4 separate regions of the Homo sapiens genome follow, and regions 2, 3 and 4 are each linked to region 1. The links are chromatin contacts, found by Hi-C or POLR2A ChIA-PET in ENCODE. All regions are on one chromosome and are shown on one strand. The core of a region is the stretch at or near the end of the contact, and the rest is flanking DNA. Distances in the headings are between cores, read along the strand shown.

Region 1 (4,523 bases), core at 1,289-3,788:
CTCAACAAAAAAAAGAAGAAAAAGTCAAAAGTTAAGCCCTCTCTGGGGACAATTAAGGCAGAGTTATCCGAGTTATCTTTCCTTCTTTCCAAATTTTCAACTACTGTAATTCTTTAGTAACTGCTTCTTAATAATGACACACTATTACTTATTTAAATGAAAATTCCACTTTCATTATCTATTCAGGAATCGCTCAACAATTCTTGTAACTCTATTTAAAATTTGTGAGTGATACGTGTTATCAAAAATGTATGGCTCTAAAGCCAGAGAACAGAGAAGGTGAAAAGTCTCATCACACAGCTAATCACAAAGACCAAAATATTATTCCATTCAGTATTCTATCCACTAGCTAACATAAAGAATACAAACATCAGTAACTTCAAAAGCATGTGGTGGTGCTTGGTGTGTAGCAAACACACAAATATTTGAATTAATGAAGACGATTTAAAATACTTAGGCTTTTTCTTTCTTTTTAACAAGGTAAGCCTAATTAATCCTTAATCACGCAGATCACATTAACAAATTTACTGTGCAGTTAAAGCTACAAAATAGTCTGGGAACACACATACTAACAACCAAAACATCTGCTTTCAGTAATGGCACTGACCAGAAACCCATCTACAAGAGTCACTTTTTCCTTCTTCGTTTGTTCCCAGAGGCCCAATAAACATTATAGCCGACCCTATTTTCTAATTTCAGCTTGCATTTAAGATAACGCTTTTGTTTCATTTACAGCTCACATGCTGCTGACACAGCTGTCCCTTCTTTGTAATAAACACAGGGCTTCTATATTTAAAAATACAGTGAAACTTTGTTTTAACGTCCCCTCCCCAGTCTCCAGCCAATTTTCTCTTTCCCAAGCCCCACCTCCACCCCAGGATGTTTTGCCGTTGTTTTAATCAATTTTTTTCTTTAAATCAACCGCGCTCAAAATGTTAGACCCTTTGGAAAGTCGATATACTTATTTAAAGCCATCTCATCAGAGTGGTATTTTTCTCCTCCATAGCTCGTGGTGTGTATTTTTAAAGGGAAAGAAAAAAGATTCTCGTTCCCAAAGGCCTTTTTTCGAGGGTACTTTCCGTGACTGCGACCAGCGCCCCTTAAGTCAAGTTGGGAAGACCTCGCAGGCCGGCCTCGCGCTTGCTCAGGCGCCGCGGGTGGAGACGCGAGCGCACACGCGGCGGAAAGGGGCGCCGGGCGGCTGCGCGGCCGGGAAAGCGCGTCCCCCCGGGAGGGCGCGGAAGGCACACTGTGTTCCGTGGGGCCTCGTAAATACCCTGCGGCCAGAGAACCACTAGAGCTACTGGTCCGGGCGCGGGCTCTGGGGCGCCCAGGGCAGGGGGGTCAGCCCGTCCTGCATAGGAAGAGTCGCAAGAGCGGCTGAAGAGGGTGTGGGCCGGACGGGGGCGCTGGGAGGAGATAACGCAAGGCCGGAGTTAATCATCACCTCCCGGGCGTCTGGAAAACTACGGGCCGGAGGGGCGGGGGAGCAGCCCAGGGGAAAGTGAAACTCCCTCAGGGCCCACCAGCCCCGTGAGCCGGAGGCGGGAGGGAGAAGGATCGGAAGCGCATTCGCTTCTCCAGCAGGCACGGCGTGGCACTCGAGGCTCCAAAAGCCGCAGCCCAGCTCCTGGCGCCACTAACTACAGTAATGCTTATTTTCTACAAACTCACCCAGACGGGGACAAGAAAGGAGCCAGAACACAAGATTTAAAAAGTCAGCCCTCCAAACCGATAGTTGCAAAAAAAAAGAAAAATAAGGAAGCGTTCCCATACCGGGAGTCGAACCCGGGCCACCTGGGTGAAAACCAGGAATCCTAACCGCTAGACCATATGGGAAGTGCTATGAGAAACTGCCGTGACCCACCTGACAAGCATAAGTGCCTCTGCCTCCTTCGCCGCACCTCTCGCCACCGCCGCCTCTGCGCTACTGAAGCTGCTGCTGCCGCCGCCGCCGCCGCCGCCGCCGCCGCCGCTGCTGCTGCCCACACGCTCCCGAGCTAGGGAACAAGCCCCATCCGAGCGCGTGGGCGTCGTAGGGGAGAGGAGGGGCGGGGCCGCTCCGCTGCAACAGCAAAGTTTGAGGCGAAGCCTAGCGACTCGCAGCGCCGGTCCCGCAGTTTCACCTCTTTTTTTTTTAACTCCGCCAGAGGACCCCGACCCACAGGTCCCGGTTGCTCCGCTGGTCAAAGTGCGTGCGGAGTAGTTGGCAAAGTTGAGAGCGGAGACGTCTCTGGGAACAGCTGTTTGCGTTCCGGGCGGAGGCGGCGCGCTGAGCTCCTTGGCCTTGAGCCAGCGAGCCTAGAAGGAGGATGGAGGTTTTGGGCCCCAGGGGAGGACACAGAGACGGCGGGATGGCGCAGGGACTTGAGGCTTGAGATCCCGTCCTTCAGCTCAGGTCCCGTCGCGCTTTTACCCCTTCCCGGTGACCTCAACCCCTTTATACCGACCCCACCTCTTTGGAGCCGGGAGTACCGCCCCTGTAGGGGGAGGGGAGAGGAGGCGATTTCGAACGCGGATTGGATCGTCTGGGCACCCGTAGTTGGGAACAGCGGAACGCTGGTCCCGGGGACTGAGTAAGGTGTCTGGATCGGAGGGAGGTTCGGGTGGGCATCGGGCGGCTGGAAGAGCTCGACTCGTCCCGCTGGGAAAGCGCGAGTCTGAGTGGAACCCTGGACGACTTGCAGAGCGGCTGGCGCAGTCATGTGAGTTGGGTCTCAGGCCCTGAACAACGAGGTGTTGTTTCTCTGGGCCGCCCTTTCTCGCCCGGGTCTTCCCCTCCTCTCCTCCCGCCCTTCGGCCGGGGGCGTGACAGACGCGTTCTTAACTCGCTCGGGACCGGCCCCAGACCTGCAGGGCCGGTTCTCAGGGCGGGGTAGAAATGTTACCCCGCTGAACGCCCTGGGGTATGGGGCACGGGCTCTAGGGGGAGGCCGGCGGCCGGTTCAGGGGGCTGGTTGGACGGCCGCGGGTGAAGCGACGCAGTGCTCTCTCTACGACGCTGTCGGGGGTCGCATGCACCCCTTGGGTTTCCGAAGCCCCTGAACCCTAGGGTATTGTGAAACTAGGGCTGGGCTGCGGCCTCCCCCGCCCACTGGAAGCGGCCAGCCCTGGATAGCGTAATGGTTTTTTTTTTTTTTTTTTTTTTTTTTTTGTCGGCCGTCTACGAAGTCCCATGGCTTTTCCAGTTCTCTCTTGCCTTGAGGCTCAAGAACAGTTTGTTTTAACTGAGAGTCTGGGAGGAACTACAGTTTTCCCCAGAGTAGTCTTGTACGTTGTTCTCTTGGTGGGAATAACTTGATTTAAGGCAAACTTTATGAGTTTCTTCAGGTTTCCATTACAGCAACCTCCCCCAAAGCCAGAAAGGATAAATGTTCTTCTAAGATGTTCCTTAGTTTTTCATAACGATGACGATAACAAGTGAGGAATTTTTGAAAGCCATTTTATTGAAGGGAGTTTTGTAATGAATCAGATACAGACTTTTTCTACTCCGCTGGCAACAGAATTTCAATTGACTGTGCTCCAACCAGATAAATAATAAAACGACTATACATAACAAGACAAGATTCAGTAGCAGGGGCATATATTTCAAACTTTAAAAACTGTAAAGCATGCAGAATTTAACCTTTTTTAAGTTTTACATGAGCTTAGCCTTGTTGTCTCTCTTTTTCAGGGCGGACTACTGGAAGTCACAGCCAAAGAAATTCTGTGATTACTGCAAGTGCTGGATAGCAGACAATAGGCCTGTATGATAATTCCGCTGTTAGAGATTCTAATAATAATTGTGTTGAATGAAGTGCTCCTTTTTGATGTAAACTCAGTTTACAAAGCACTTTTATGTACATTGCTCTTGCATTTTCAAAACATCAGAAGATTTCTGTCTTCTCAGTCCCCTATGAAAGCTGTGAGCCTTCTTCCTTTTCATCAACCTGACTTTGATTATATATTAAATTATTTCTCTGTGGCCTTTTGGGAAATGGGCAATGAGTTGGTCATATCATTCATGTTATGAAGCACCTATATTATAATGGTGGTGTTCATAATACTGTCATACCCAAAGAATTGTGGAAAGCCCTTAAAAAATAAAAGCAACATGTTTAGTTTTTCTTGTATATTTTGTGGTCTAGAAATAATCAAGTGTATTTAATGCAGAGCTGTGTATCTTTAGATGCTTAAATTTGAAAGAACACCATTATTTCCTTTCTCATGAAACAAAGTAACAACTCTGTTAGGTATGTTGTTAGTCTGTCTCATAGTTGAGATCCAGTTTTGAAGATGTAAAGCAAAAAGCACACCGCTGATTTTTCTCCCCTCTTGCATGTCAAAATACTATGTACATACCACATAAACACTAGGGTATCTGTTAAATATATTTTATGTTGATACCGTTTTTACTTGGCAAAGTTGGATGCACAAAGAATAGTAGTCTCATATTTTAACAATGCTGTGGATTTCTTCTGTAGACATTTATTTCCTGTTACCTGCAAGGTGTTTAGGATTTGGATTTTTTTTTGATGTTTTGG
Region 2 (4,523 bases), core at 1,451-3,950, 900 kb after region 1:
TTTATGAACTTTGTTGTTCTTTTTTCAAACTATTAGGAAGCAATGTCAATTACAGAGAGAGGAGATAATCAGTTACTGGTCACATGTATGAATGCAGCTGAGAGCATCATCCCAACATAAGATGTAATCCATTATGGCCTATTGCTATTTGTAGTTTTACACTTGTCCATGTATGATCTCTGATTCAAAATGGGACACTTCCATCTTGATAGCCTTACTCTCAGGCCTCAGAGTAGCCAAAAGTGTGCTGTCCATTTACCTGGCTCACAACTGCTCTTACTCAAGTCCAGATCTCTGGTGGGTTCCCAGCTGCATTCAGTTACAGTTCTCACACCCTCAAAAAATACCTCTTTTTGGTCTGATCCTGCCAGAGTAAATGACTGATTTAAAGAAGATAGTATGTTCTCTGTAATATGTCCATGACTCTCACATTTGAAGCAAAGCCTATACTTTGATTTACTGGCTATAACAAAATTTGAGGACATTTACAACTTATCTACCAATACGTATATAATACAGACTTTAAAAACTCACACCCACATGTGTTTTTACAATCAACATGTATTATCCATGTACAAAGAACAATTGTTTTTTAAAAAGTTCAAGTCAATTCACTCGGCTAAATCTGCCTACCCAGATAGTCTGAACAGTCCTGAATCTAAACAAACTTGGTTTCATGTCTTCTAAAGGCAAGGAAACAGAATAATTCTCAAATAGCTAAAACTGTACATACTAAGAATAAAAAAGCTAACTTTTATTGAGCATTAATATGTGCCACAGATTATATTAATTAATAAATCCTCACAACAACCATAATAGATATATTCTTCTTATCCTTTTACAGTTAAGAAAACTAGGACACAAAGTTAAGTAACCTACCCTCAACGACCCATGGTTAGATAGTGGATAAGTGGATTCCAACCCAAATTGTTTAACTCCAAAACCCAACCTATAGTTTATGCTATACTTCCACCTTTGACCTCTGCCTTCTAGGGCAAAGGAGCAAAAAACAAATAAAGAACACACAAAAAATGTAAAAAACAAATGAATAAACAGCCCAGAAGTGAGAGTAATTGAGAAAAAGCAAAAAAAAAAAAAAAAACAAAAAGTAAAATTTGAAATTGCAACACTATGGTGGGGGACGGGGGTGGTGTATGTCTTCAATGAATAAAACGAAATACGTGGGACCTAAATATGCTTTTTTTTTTTTTTTTTTTGAGATGGAGTCTTGCTCTGTCGCCCAGGCCGGAGTGCAGTGGCTCCGGTCACTCCAAGCTCCGCCTCCCGGGTTCACGCCATTCTTCTGCCTCAGCCTCCGGAGTAGCTGGGATTACTGGCGCCCGCCACCACGCCCGGCTAATTTTTCTGTATTTTCTTTTTAGTAGACACGGGGGTTTCACCGTGTTAGCCAGGATGGTCTCGATCTCCTGACCCCGTGATCCGCCCGCCTCAGCCTCCCAAAGTGCTGGGATTACAGGCGTGAGCCACCGCGCCCGGCCCATATGCTCATTTCTTAGCAAGGAAAACTGGGGGTTGCGGGGAAAATGCAAGAGGACAACGAAACCTACAATTTCATAGTGAAAACCTGTTATTCCAAGCAGCACTGACATTGACAAAATCTTGTCTGGAATCACTTCACCATTCAAGGGTAGCAACAACAGATATCCTTTCCTTAACCATCACAGTAACTCTAACTCCACCAACACACAAGAAAAAGAATTCCTAAAACCAGCTCAAGTAGAGCCAAAAAATACTGAGCTTAGAAATCAAAGCATGTGATTCTAGCATAGTAATTAGTTGTGTGTTCTCCAGCGAATCACTTTTCCCTTCTGGGTTTCAATTACCTCATTTGTAGAGGCAAGTGTTTTAACTAAATTAAGGTGTAACTGTCAGCTCTAAGAATTACGTGAAACTTTAAGGAAAACTCCTGTAAAACTTGGAAAGGCTCGGGGATGCATTTAAAACACCGTGAACTATGGGTTCTTTGGCAAGAATGTTCCCTTCTAAGCCGCCACAAGCCCTGGCTAGAACATGACACAGACCGGCTTCCAGGCCCTTGAGGCTCAGAGAGCAAGGTCAAATCCAGCTTTCAATAATTCCATAGGGCTGAGGCATTAACCTCTACGAGTATTATAACCTAAGTCAGAATTCTGGGGGTAAAGGCAGCGGCAGGGGAAGGAGAAATCACTCTTCTAGGTCATCAGAAACCTTAGTCCAGACCCCTCGGGTTGCAGAATCAGGCACAGAGAGGGCGAGCGCCTTGCCCCCACGTTACACAGCAGTTAGCGCCGAGGTCGGGACTAGAACCTCAATCTTTCAGCTCCCCGCTCGGCAAACGGTCCTTCCAAGCGCAGCGAAGCAACAGAGAGGAGGGGCGGGGGCGCGCGGGGACCCGGCACGGAGCGCAGGGGCACCAGGGAGGACAGGGGCGCACCCCGAGTTACCTGTGTCGGCCCCCGAGCCGGCGTGCAACAGTCTGACCTCCGGCCGCTGCCTGTCGCCACCCGGCCTGCGCTGCACCACCTGCCGCAGGAGCAGCCGCATGCGCCGCGAGGCCGGGCCGCCGTGGCCTCCGGGTGCCCCGAGGAGTAGAAGCCGGGATTGCATGGCGCCGGGGGGGCTGTCGGGGACGGCGAGGGGGCTCGGGGATCGAGCGGCGTCCCGTGCAGGCACCGTGAGGCAGCGCGGAGAAGGGGACAGGAAGCGGCACCTAGCCGAGTCCGCCGGAAACTCCTTCCCCCGCGGCGCGGCCGGCTCAGTAGACTCAGCCCGGCCCTACCCGGCCCTGCATGGCCCAGACGGGCGGAAAGAGCCTGCGGAGCTCCAGCCCAAAGAGCCGGCACCGTCCCGGGACTGCCCGCACCGCGGGGGTGCTCCGAGCTGCGGCGCTGGGCTCTGGCAAGCGCCTCGCAGTCCGTGAGACTGTCTGTTCACCTGGATGCACCAGGCCTTCACCCGCCGTTTCCCTGCGATCCCACAGAATCTCAGGAGTTCAGTAAATGCCAAGGGTTTTAGGAGCATTTGTCGGTGTGACTCTTCAGATGCTTGCCCCAAGTCTTCGTTTCTTAGTTAAAGGCCCAGTAAGTATAGGGAGCTTTCCCTGTATTCGGCTTCAGATTTCGGAAATGGAGAAAACATGCACAAGATGATGGGAACTTTCACAACTGTCTTGATTCATTGTAACCACACTAGTGTTTCCAAACCGTACGTGAAAGCTTTACCCTTTGTCCTTTTGGTGGTGGTTGTTTGTTTCTGTGTTTTATTACCGCTTCCTAAATTCTAAGGAAAAAATTCACATCTTAGTGATAGATGGAAATTGCTTAAATATCAGAAAGGATCCAGATCAAGCACTTTTCTAGTCATGCTGTAATACAAAAGTTATATAAAGATGATTTATGTCTTTAGTAAAGGAAAAAGTAGGACACTGGCTAAGGCTGCCTCCCTCTTGTACATTCCAACATCGGAAATGGTCCTACCACAAAGCAAACTAAGCCTAATGTAATTAGACTGCATCCCCAAAATGTCACAGTGAATTGACTAAGGCAAAATATTTGAGACAAGTTATACAAGCAAACATCAAAAAGAAGGCAGAAGACCTCACTTTCAGCTAAAGACCTTGCTAATTCTAGAGCTGCCACTGTCTAAATACATAGCACCTACCCTGCGCCTGACCCTGTGATGAGTGCTGAGAAGAGAGTGTTAGAGTGGAGACTGTAAAAGTCAAACAAGGCTAGGTAAGGAAGGCTTTGGGCATCCAGCGGAAGAACTTGAGGAATGAAGGCTGAACCAGGCTTCTAACCTAGATGAGGAGACAGTGAAAATAAAGGTAATAAGTAGTTACACAATATATTATGACTTCGTTTCATGTGTATCTTCTCATTTAATCCTCATAGCAACCCTAAGACATAAATTTAGGATGTAAGCTTATAAAATGCTTTTCCTACTTTGAGCACATTGTATGTATCAAGATTTTAATGAATTATCCCATTTCACATAAAAATGCTTTGAGGTACTATTATTATCCTCCGTTTTACAGATGAAGAAACTGAGGCTAGAAGAATTGAATACCTTGGTCAAGATATCTCCATTTAATCTCGCTGGAACTCAGTAGACACCTGAAAGAATGGGAGAACAACCTAAGGCAATTTTGCAAAGTGGTTGATATAAGCACTAAGAGCTCTTGGAGTTAAGACAATGGAGAGATCAACACAAGTTAGAGCATTCAACAACATTTTTTGCCTAGTTTTATTTTTTTTAGAGACAAAGTCTCACTCTGTTGCCCAGGCTGGGGTGCAGCGGCAGTATTATAGCTCATTGCAACCTCGAACTCCTGGGCTCGAGTGATCCTCCTGCTTCAGCCTCCCTAGTAGCTGAGACTACAGGCGTGCACCACTGTGCCTGGCTAATTTTTGTGTTTTTGTTTTCGTAGCAGTGGAGTCTTGTTATGTTGCCCAGGCTGGTCTCAAGCTCCTGGCCTCAAGTGATCCTCCTGCCTCAGCCTCCCAACGACAACATTTATTGAG
Region 3 (4,523 bases), core at 919-3,418, 750 kb after region 1:
CATAAGCAGAAGAATGAAAGTAGACCCTATCTCTTGCCATATACAAAAATCAAATCAAAATGGATTAAGAATTAAATCTAAGACCTCAAACTATGAAACTACTAAAAGAAAGCATTGGAAAAACTCTCCAAGACATTGGTCAGGACAAATATTTCTTAAGTAATTCCCCACAAGCATAGGCAACCAAAGCAAAAATGGGACAAATAGGATCACATTGAGTTAAAAAGCTTCTTGGGCAGCAAAGGAAATTGTCAATGAAGTGAAGAGACAACCCACAGAATGGGAAAAAATATTTGCAAATCATCCATCTGACAAGGGATTGATAAAATATATGAATTTAAACAACTCAGTAGGAAAAAGCCTAATAATCTGATTATACAATGCATGAAAGATCTGAATAGAAATTTCTCAAAAGAAGAGATACAAATGGCACACAGGTATATGAAAAGGTACTCAACATCACTGATGACTAGAGAAATGCAAATCAAAACTATAATGAGGTATCACCTCACCCCAATTAAAATGGCTTTTATCCAAAAGATAGGCAATAACAAATACCAGCAAGTAAGTGAAGAAAAGGGAACCCTTGTACACTGTGGGTGGAAATGTAAATTAGTATAACCACTATAGAGAACTATATGGAGTTCCTCAAAAAAAGAAGAAAAAAAAATAACTAGAACAACCATATGACACACCAATCCTAGGTATAGGCTAGGTATATGCCCGGTATATGCCCAACAGAAAGAAAATCCATATATTGAAGAGAGGTCTGTGCTACCATGTTTATTGAAGCACTATTCACAATAGCTAAGATTCGGAGGCAACCTAAGTGTTCATCAACAGACAAATGGATAATGTTGTACACACACACAATAGAGTACTGTTCAGCCATAAAAAAGAATGAATGAAGTTCTGTCATTTGCAACAACATGGATGGAACTACAGCACATTATTTAAACTGAAATAAGCCATGCATAGAAAGACAAACTTCACATGTTTTCACTCATTTCTAAAAGCTAAAAATTAAAACAATAGAATTCACAAAGAGAGACTAGAAGGATGGTTACCAGAGGTGGGAAGGGTAGTGAGAATTGGGGAAGGGAATGGTTAATGGGTACAAAAACATAGATAGAATGAAGATCTAGTATTTGATAGCATAACAAGGTGACTATAGTCAACAATTTATTGTTCATTTTTAAGTAACTAAAAGTATAATTGGAACGTTCATAATGCAAAGAAATGATAAATGCTTAGGGTGATAGATATGGCATTCACCCTGTTGTGATTATTACATATTCTATGCCTGTATCAAAGTATCTCATGTACCCCATAAATATATACTGACCATGTACCCATACAAATTAAGGATAAAAATTTATTTTATTTTATTTTATTTTTAATAAATAAAAGAGGTTTTATTTTGGCTCATGGTTCTGCAGGCTGTACAGGAAGCATAGTACCAACATCTGCTTCTGGTGATGCTGGGACCAAAAATTAATTTTAAAAGATAATATGTTGTATTAAATAAGTTCTAATCAGTGAAGGCAAGGCTGAAATAGCTCTACATTCAGACCAATATATTTTGAAGAATTGGGAATATGCACCATCAGTTAAACTTATCTTATAGTTTTAGTGAAGATCCAGAAACTTACACGCAGTGAGAAAGAATATGTTTACCTGGAAAGGCAGGCTTTAGTAACAGCACTGTGAAGATTTTCATTAGGATACTGTGACAGCCGACGAGAAATTCGCAACAGTTGTCTGGTAGAAAGTGATGCCGCTAATGATTGTGCCTATCAAAAGACAAATACATTGTGTTAAGAGTCTTGTTTCAACTTGCTAAAGTCCCTTTAGATGGATATCACAGCAGAATTCATTATTACTGAAGGGGTAAGGCCAAACTTAAAGTATGTGCTGTTAATTAATTACAAATCAAAATAAACAGAAACCAATTTACACTTAAAACATCCTTGAAGATAGTTTTTAAAAAATCTAAAGTATTTATCAATTAAATTTAATTAATGTATTTTAATTGTGCTAAGTTGGAGATGGGAGGGGCAATGGGGGAAGGATGTTACATAACAAAGGTCACACTGGACTTAGGCTGTATGATTGACTGTTCACTTTTTCTCCTTACACAAAGCCAAGGTGTTAAGATACCACGGAAATGTTTAAAGCTTTAAGCAAATCGGTGGTTTCTAAAATAGCCAAAAAGAGTTGTAAACAATTTAGGCTGTTGGCCACAGAGGTGTCAACCAATTTGTCACTTGTGCTGCAGCTTGCTGTTTTGAATCCTTCCCCTATGCTGTCAGAATACTTTCACTTTGCTATATTACATTTCCCAAAATTCCACGAATAGAGTTGCTAGTACAGAACTCAGGACATGGTCAGTACTCAATAAATATTTGTTGAAATTCTTTTGGCAGGCAGCATAACATAATGGTAAAGTTTATAGGCTTTTGAATCAGATAAGTCGGTATCCTATTTATTAGCTGTGTTACCTTGGCAAATTACTTAACCTTTCCAAGGCTCAGTTCCCTCAACTTTAAAATGGCAATAGTAATGCCCTCACCTTTAAGGTTGTTATGAAGGTTAAATTAGAAAATGATTCTAAAGTGCTTAGCACATGTCACACACATATGGGTGCTCAACGAATGGCAACAACTGTTATTTAAAAATCAGCCTCTTCAAAATGAAAACAAAAAACCCAGCAGAGAAAGGTGATGGGACCTACATATTAGCATATATTTAGTAAATGAGATTATTACTGGCCTAATTCCTAACTTAGATCAGCAGCATTAGAAGACAGTGATTATCACTGAAAACCACAGGACAGAAGCACTTTTGAAGCAACTGGACCTTTGGGAGGGCAAGGCAGGTCAGTATGAAATGTCACAGAGGGTGATAAGGGCAGTAAAGTGGCCCTGAGAACTCAAGGGCCTAGAAAAGAGGACTCTATGAAATTAACAAAGGGTTCAGAATGGATGAGGGGAGAATGTCAAAGACACACTGCACATTTGCTTGTTTTAATGTTCCACCTAAGGTCATCTCCGTATGTCCCAAAGAAGAAAAAAATAATTTATTTATCCTTCCTTGTGTATTTCACATCTCCATAAGATATTGGTTTGCTGTTAGTATTCTATCTCAGCTACAACATTAGTATTATATTTCCTTTGGGAATTAGGTTGGAAGCATGACCACCACATATCCTTTCTTCTATTAAAAAACACATTCTAAGTTTCAAAGAACTCAATTACAAGCAGACATTGGTCCATTCTTGTTTTCAATTAATTTGCATTCCAGATATGGAGACAATATTCAAATATAATAAATCATAAATTACAATTCAAAATAGTATATACTTCAATGCTAAAATAAGTGGAACAGTAGACAGCTGTTATAGGCAGTTAAAATATTCAAATGGGCATGAGAAATCCTCTCATCAAAGGCATGAAAGCAAAAGTAATGGAACCACAAGTAGAACATGAGGAAATGAGACCAGCTTTACTAGAAGGTCCTGCTGGAAGGCTTGCTCTCAAACAACAAAGACCTATGAATGACACTCTGACGGGTTTGGCTTTATTCTTAAAGGCACTAGGATTCTGCTATGTGTAAAGTCGTAACATGATTTTCAAATCAGGTTATTACTAGCCTACTTCCTAATTTAAATCAGCAGCAGCATAGAAAGTGGATGAAGGACAGAGAGAACTGAGACAGGAAACAGAAAGCTACTTCAATAATCTGCCTATAAAAGGAAAAAGTCCTACAGTAAGGTTATGGCAACAAGAATGGAGAGGTAGGATACAACAAACTTGGCAACTGACTTGCTATGAGAAAGAAACATGTATTGAGGATAAAATTCAGGCAATGTGACTGATATCAAAAGTCAAATATAACTCAGAAATTCCCATTTTTAATACCTAGGACCATGAAAAATTCATATTTTAATCATAAAAAATATTTGACAAATGACTCTAACCAGAGGATTCTTATAAGAGTCCTGTTAAACCATAGGGTATAACATTCTAATCTCATTCTAAGCATGACACTGAATTCAGGCTTCACATTTCATTCCAGTCATCAATAAGGAATGCTCATATATTTGAACACCAATTCTCCAGTTCTTCTAGTTGAAAGCACCAAAATGCTTTGCAGTAATAACCAGGGTTGAGAAAATGAGAGATAAGCTTTGTGTTGAGCCATTTAAGTGTTGAATAAAGGGTTTGGTAATCTCTGCTCTCACATTATTATCAATTAAAAATTGAGAGTATACTTTAAAAATTCCTAATGTATTTAACATTTATATCAAATTTCTAACTGCAGTTTTATCTTGCAAAAAAAAAGGGGGGCGGTGAAGATATGAAGCACATTCCCCTAGTTACCATGGTTATACAGTTTAAGAGTACACCTCGAAGGGGTTGTTCATATTAACATGATTAGTAATACTTCAGCTTAAAAACATAAAGGTTCTCATCAGAAATTATTAAACATTATTTTTCTATTCTTCATTTTTATAAAAGAAT
Region 4 (4,523 bases), core at 587-3,086, 580 kb before region 1:
TTGAAAGGCTGTCTTCATAGGATTGTTTGCAAGGATTAAACCGTAAGGGAACATAAAACACAGAATCGGTGGTACACAGCAAGCTCTCAATCCATGTGAGATGGGAAACATTTATCTGCAACCGTAGCCAGCATAGTTGGGGCAGGATTACCCAGAGACGATGGCGAGCATCAGGTGAAGCAGATGGAGATGTGGGCAGTTGTTGCTTCCTTACAGAGCTGGTCCCTGTCATTTGCACATTTGTCCCCAGCCCTGGGTCCTGGCAAGAAGCCTGGACAAGGAAGCTCTCTATGGGTGCTCGAGAGCCACTGGCAGACGCATGTGCAGTCAGGCAAGAAAGCCACACGCCCAGGCCGCAGCGGCCCTGCCAGTAAGCACTGAGCACCCAGGCAGATGGGAGAACCAAGCTGCAAGCCTTTCCTAGTCTCCCTATGATGAATGAATGACTGTCCTCGTGGGACCACTTCGCAGCAGAGCTAGCAAGAGCCGCGGCACGGATCCTGCCTACACACCTGTGCTCCCGAGCCCTGCAGAGCTTTGGGTCTTCTCACTAGCGGAGTGAGGATGAGGGTGTGCTGACCACAGCAAGGTTGTGTGCGTGCCTCCATGGAGGTGCGCAGAGCAGAAACGCTGCCCCTCGCACTGCCATGGTGGTAAGGAGAGGAAATAAAACCCATGTCTTTTCAAAGATTGTGTGAGTGTCCTTGAACTCCTCTTCTGGCTTTTCAGCAGCTGTTTGGCATATACAGGCGAATGACAGAGAGGAAGAGGGGGCAGAGACTTGTGTAGATGCCAGTGTGTTGCTCACTGCAGGCAGCACTGACTGAGCTCCTGCCGTGAGGCTGACACAGTCCCTGCCCTCCTGGAGATTAACCCTTTAGCATGGGGAGGTGACAGCAGACAAATCAGTAAGTAAGAGAGTGTTTGATGGTAATAAGTGTCCTGAACACAAAACCAAAACAGTAAAGTGATGAGTAATGGGGAGCAGGGGGACTTTCTCAGATGGGAGTCGGGGAGGACCTCTGTAATGGGTCATGTCCGAGCCAAGAGGAGGCTGATGCCAAGGAGGAGGCAGCCATCCGAGAGGCAGGAGGCGCGTGCAGGAAGATGGCACAGTGGCGCCAAGACCAGGGATGGGAGCAAGCATGGGTCTGCCCGGAATAGGAGTAGCTGCGGGACCCAGAGCTCAGGGAGACGGTGGTGGCTTGAATGAGGGGAGTAGAGGTAGAGGGTTGACAAGTGGCCCAATCTGACGTATATTCTTTACTGCAAAGCCAATGGGACTTGCTGGTAGATTGAGTGTGCTTGGAGGAGTGGGAAACAGAAGAACTAAGGGCGACTCTTTAGATTTAATGAGTAGATAAATGCTGTAACCGAGCAGAAGATGGAAGAAGACTGGTTTGGCCATGTCAAGTGTGAGATGCCAGCTGCACATCCTAGTGGAGGTGCCAGGCAGGCAGCTGGAGAGATAGGCTTGAAGGAGGGTCAGGTCTAGAGACAGAAATAAGGGAGAGAATAGCTCCCGTCTGGAGTCGGAAGGGAGATGTCTTTCGCTACAGCGTGTGAATGTTGCTTTGCTTCCAAACACACCATGCGGTCCACACCCGCTTGCAGCCTAAGTCCCTGCATGTTTAAACAGCCAGGCTGTGAACCAGCTCTACCTACAGGCTTCACATACAACATGTGGAGGAGCCTGGCCCAGTTCCTGCCCAACTCATGTTTATTCTCTCAGCAAACATGTGTCCAGGACTTATACCATGCCAGGGGCTAGGCTAGATAACTTGTCCTACAGAACAGAAGGCTTGCCCAGGGAGTTACCTCATTTGGAAAGGAGATGGGAGGGTGGGCAGGGTGTGGCCGCAGGAAGTGGCAGGCATGGGGCCAGGGTGCCTAGGGGCCAGACTTGCTGAGCCATCACCTAGCTGAGGACCTGAACCAAGTCCATCTGCAGGCTGTGAAGCCCTCATCAGTGGGGAAAAATGACCCCTTAGAGTCCCTTCCAGTTCCAAAATGCTGCAATTATCTGGAAATTATCATCTAAGTAGACAAATCATTTAGGCAAAAAAAAAAAAAAAGATTTAAAAATCCTTTTGCTTCAATTACGCATTTTTTTTTAACGTGAATTTTCATGGTAATTGGCCTGAAGCCTGAGTAGTCTGTCCCCAGACAAAGCAGTCTTTGAGTTAAACTCTGCTTTGTATGTCAAAGCAAAGATACCCGCAGAGCAGACTCCACCTTCTTCTCTCTACACCTCCTCTCCGGGCTCCACCTCAGAGTGCACAGATGCGGAGGTGCACACGAAATCTCCTTTGTACTAAGTACAGTTATTATAAGGTGTGGCCCCCTAGACACTACCCTCTCTATTATTTTGACAGTATGACTTCCTGTAATATTACTATCTCCTGTCATCTCAGTAACAAAGGCTGATACCTGGGTTTTTTTTTTTTTCACCTCTCAACAATATACTTGACATTTAATGCATCATCAAAAAGTTTCTGAGGTTTTGGGGCTAAAGCTCTAAAAGTATTACTTCCTGCTGCCGGGGCAGCAGCTCAGGTACCCAGAGCAGCCCCAAGACTTCTGAAGCAAGGCTGCTGCCCTGTTCTCAACTTCGCCAGACGATCCCAAGGATTTCAAAGCCAGCCCAAACCGCACCCCACCCTCAGTGGGCCCTCCCAAGGGCTGAGAAATGGGTCCCAGAGCAGAAAGCACAGAGGCCACTGCTTCCCATCCCAAGCTCTCTCCCTTAGTTCTGTGGGTCCTTGAGCAAGTCACTTAACCTTTCTGCTACCCAGATTGGTAGAATTACTGCATGGGGCAAAATGATCCCCAGGGAGTGGCCCAGCATCCATTCTCAGGTGTTTAAGTAGAGACTTGAACTGCCCTCGAGGCCAGTCAGGTGACCTGCGATGAAACCTGCAGTGAAACCGCCTATTTTTCCTAAACATTAGAAGAATATTAGCTTGGTTTCCCCAAACGGCTCCCTGGTGGCCCAGCACCATGGGAATGTTCTGGGCCTGCTCTGTGAAGGTGGGATTTGCAGCCAGCAAGGCAGAAAAGCGATCGTCATTTACCCAACTCTCTATTACTTCAGCAGCATTTACAGTGCCACACATGTGTGGTCAGGGCCAAAGCCAGGCTCGAAGATACAAGGACAAACACAGCAAAGCCCACGACCTCTGGGGACAGACTGTCCAGGGGTTGGAATGGCATGTGAGCACACAGCTGCCCGCAGGAAGGGCTGGGGAAGACCGGAGGGGGCACAGGAAGGGAGCCCCTAATTATTCCCGAAGATTAGAGAGGGAGAGGCAGAGCAGGCTTCCCAAAGGAGCTAACACTTGACCCAACTCACTGTTTTCACAGTGGTTGGGCAGCTGGACATTCCAGGCAGAGGCAGTAGGAAACTCCATGGCCCAGGCCCAGAGAGATGGGCTGGCTAGGTAACACACACGGACCCATGAGGCTGGACCATGATGCACATAGGGCAGTGCTGGAAACCAGGTCCGAGGCTTCAGCGTCTGCTGAGGAGCGTGGCTGTTTCTCATTTTGGGTTTTTGACCCGTGGAGTGCAGTACAGGCTGTATAGCTAAGGGTCAGAGGCCTTGATTTGGGAGGTCAGCCACACTCAAATGGAATCCCTGCTTGTACTAATGGTGCAATCTTGGGAGAAATACTGAATCTTTCTAAACCTCCATCCTCTCATCTGTAAAATGGGCATAATAATACCCACCTCATAGATCGTGAGGGTTATGTAAAATAACAAATGTCACGTGCTGGCATTAATTACAGCAGCCAGTTAAAACACAGAGGGGAGGGCTCAACTGGTGCTTTTAGAATTATCCCTCTAGCGCTGTTTGGCAGATGGGCTGGGAGAAAGACAGGTGGCTGGGATGCATCCAAATGCATGAACGCACACATACGCACACGCAAACTTCTTTTTTAAAATTTATCTATTTATTTATTTATTCATTTATTTGAGACAGGGTCTCCCTCTGTCACCCAGACTGGAGTGCAGTGACGCCATCATAGCTCACTGCAGCCTCGACTCCTGCGCTAAAGTGATCCTCCCACCTCAGCCTCCTGAGTAGCTGGGACTACAGGTGCCCGCCACCACACCCAGCTAATTTATTTTTTATTATTTTTTGTAGAGACAAGGTCGGGCTGTGTTGCTAAGCTGGTCTCAAACTCCTGGCCTCGAATGATCCTCCCACTTCAGCCTCCCAAAGTGCTGGGATTATAGGTGTGAGCCCTCGTGCCCAGGCTCGAACTTCTTTGGTAGTGGGGTAAACAATGCAGTACAGAGAAGATGTGATTTAATTTGAAGGTGAAAGAGGGGAAGACTCCAAAAAAGGCTTTAGGGTAAAGGCAACTTAGGAAATGGGTCCTGTTAGGAGGAGAAATTTGGAGAGAATAATGCATGGAGGCATGAAGTTTCAAGGTGTTAGGAGCAGTGAGAATAAACCAGAGCTGGTGGCCTCTGGGGGAGGAGGGTAGAAAAGGCTTTCACGGGTCCATACTCAGGA

Evidence for each region. Hi-C counts contacts between places; a loop is a spot of excess contacts on that map. ChIA-PET counts read pairs that join two places held with the same protein, here RNA polymerase II (POLR2A). Pooled maps may share reads with other maps.
Region 2: a map of endothelial cell of umbilical vein shows a loop between it and region 1 (7-fold over the local background). The contact joins the promoter of VWA8 here to the promoter of WBP4 in region 1. A Hi-C loop is called at or near these places in 2 of 168 maps with a recorded cell type or tissue (endothelial cell of umbilical vein and naive thymus-derived CD4-positive, alpha-beta T cell) and 10 of 50 pooled maps.
Region 3: a pooled map shows a loop between it and region 1 (4-fold over the local background). The contact joins the enhancer-like site here to the promoter of WBP4 in region 1. A Hi-C loop is called at or near these places in 2 of 50 pooled maps. POLR2A ChIA-PET finds 5 or more read pairs at or near these places in 3 of 52 experiments (CD8-positive, alpha-beta memory T cell, T-cell and activated CD4-positive, alpha-beta T cell).
Region 4: a map of naive thymus-derived CD4-positive, alpha-beta T cell shows a loop between it and region 1 (10-fold over the local background). The contact joins the enhancer-like site here to the promoter of WBP4 in region 1. A Hi-C loop is called at or near these places in 1 of 168 maps with a recorded cell type or tissue (naive thymus-derived CD4-positive, alpha-beta T cell) and 4 of 50 pooled maps. POLR2A ChIA-PET finds 5 or more read pairs at or near these places in 1 of 52 experiments (CD8-positive, alpha-beta memory T cell).

What each region holds. Positions count from the first base shown.
Region 1 is chr13:41,058,971-41,063,493 of GRCh38, forward strand. WBP4 (WW domain binding protein 4) reads left to right here and starts at 2,539. Exons shown (of 10, transcript NM_007187.5): 1 at 2,539-2,705; 2 at 3,674-3,746. The coding sequence starts at 2,704. TRE-TTC1-2 (tRNA-Glu (anticodon TTC) 1-2) reads right to left here and starts at 1,839; the gene lies at 1,768-1,839. It also overlaps a transcript of ELF1 not described here. RefSeq lists a silencer at 1,154-1,333.
Region 2 is chr13:41,958,409-41,962,931 of GRCh38, forward strand. It overlaps VWA8 (von Willebrand factor A domain containing 8), which reads right to left and starts at 2,701. Exons shown (of 45, transcript NM_015058.2): 1 at 2,445-2,701. The coding sequence starts at 2,607. VWA8-AS1 (VWA8 antisense RNA 1) reads left to right here and starts at 2,761. Exons shown (of 4, transcript NR_039974.1): 1 at 2,761-3,826. RefSeq lists enhancers at 934-1,434, 1,435-1,935, 2,031-2,170 and a silencer at 2,371-2,780.
Region 3 is chr13:41,809,548-41,814,070 of GRCh38, forward strand. It overlaps VWA8 (von Willebrand factor A domain containing 8), which reads right to left. Exons shown (of 45, transcript NM_015058.2): 17 at 1,678-1,793. Among named protein-coding and RNA genes, the nearest start is that of VWA8, 150 kb to the right of the region's middle. RefSeq lists an enhancer at 3,365-3,414. Within about 2 kb of position 2,169, at least 2 of the 41 ENCODE cell types and tissues checked have a DNase peak (open chromatin) inside an H3K27ac peak, as active enhancers do.
Region 4 is chr13:40,483,480-40,488,002 of GRCh38, forward strand. No RefSeq gene overlaps it. Among named protein-coding and RNA genes, the nearest start is that of LINC00598, 4.7 kb to the left of the region's middle. Within about 2 kb of position 1,837, at least 4 of the 41 ENCODE cell types and tissues checked have a DNase peak (open chromatin) inside an H3K27ac peak, as active enhancers do.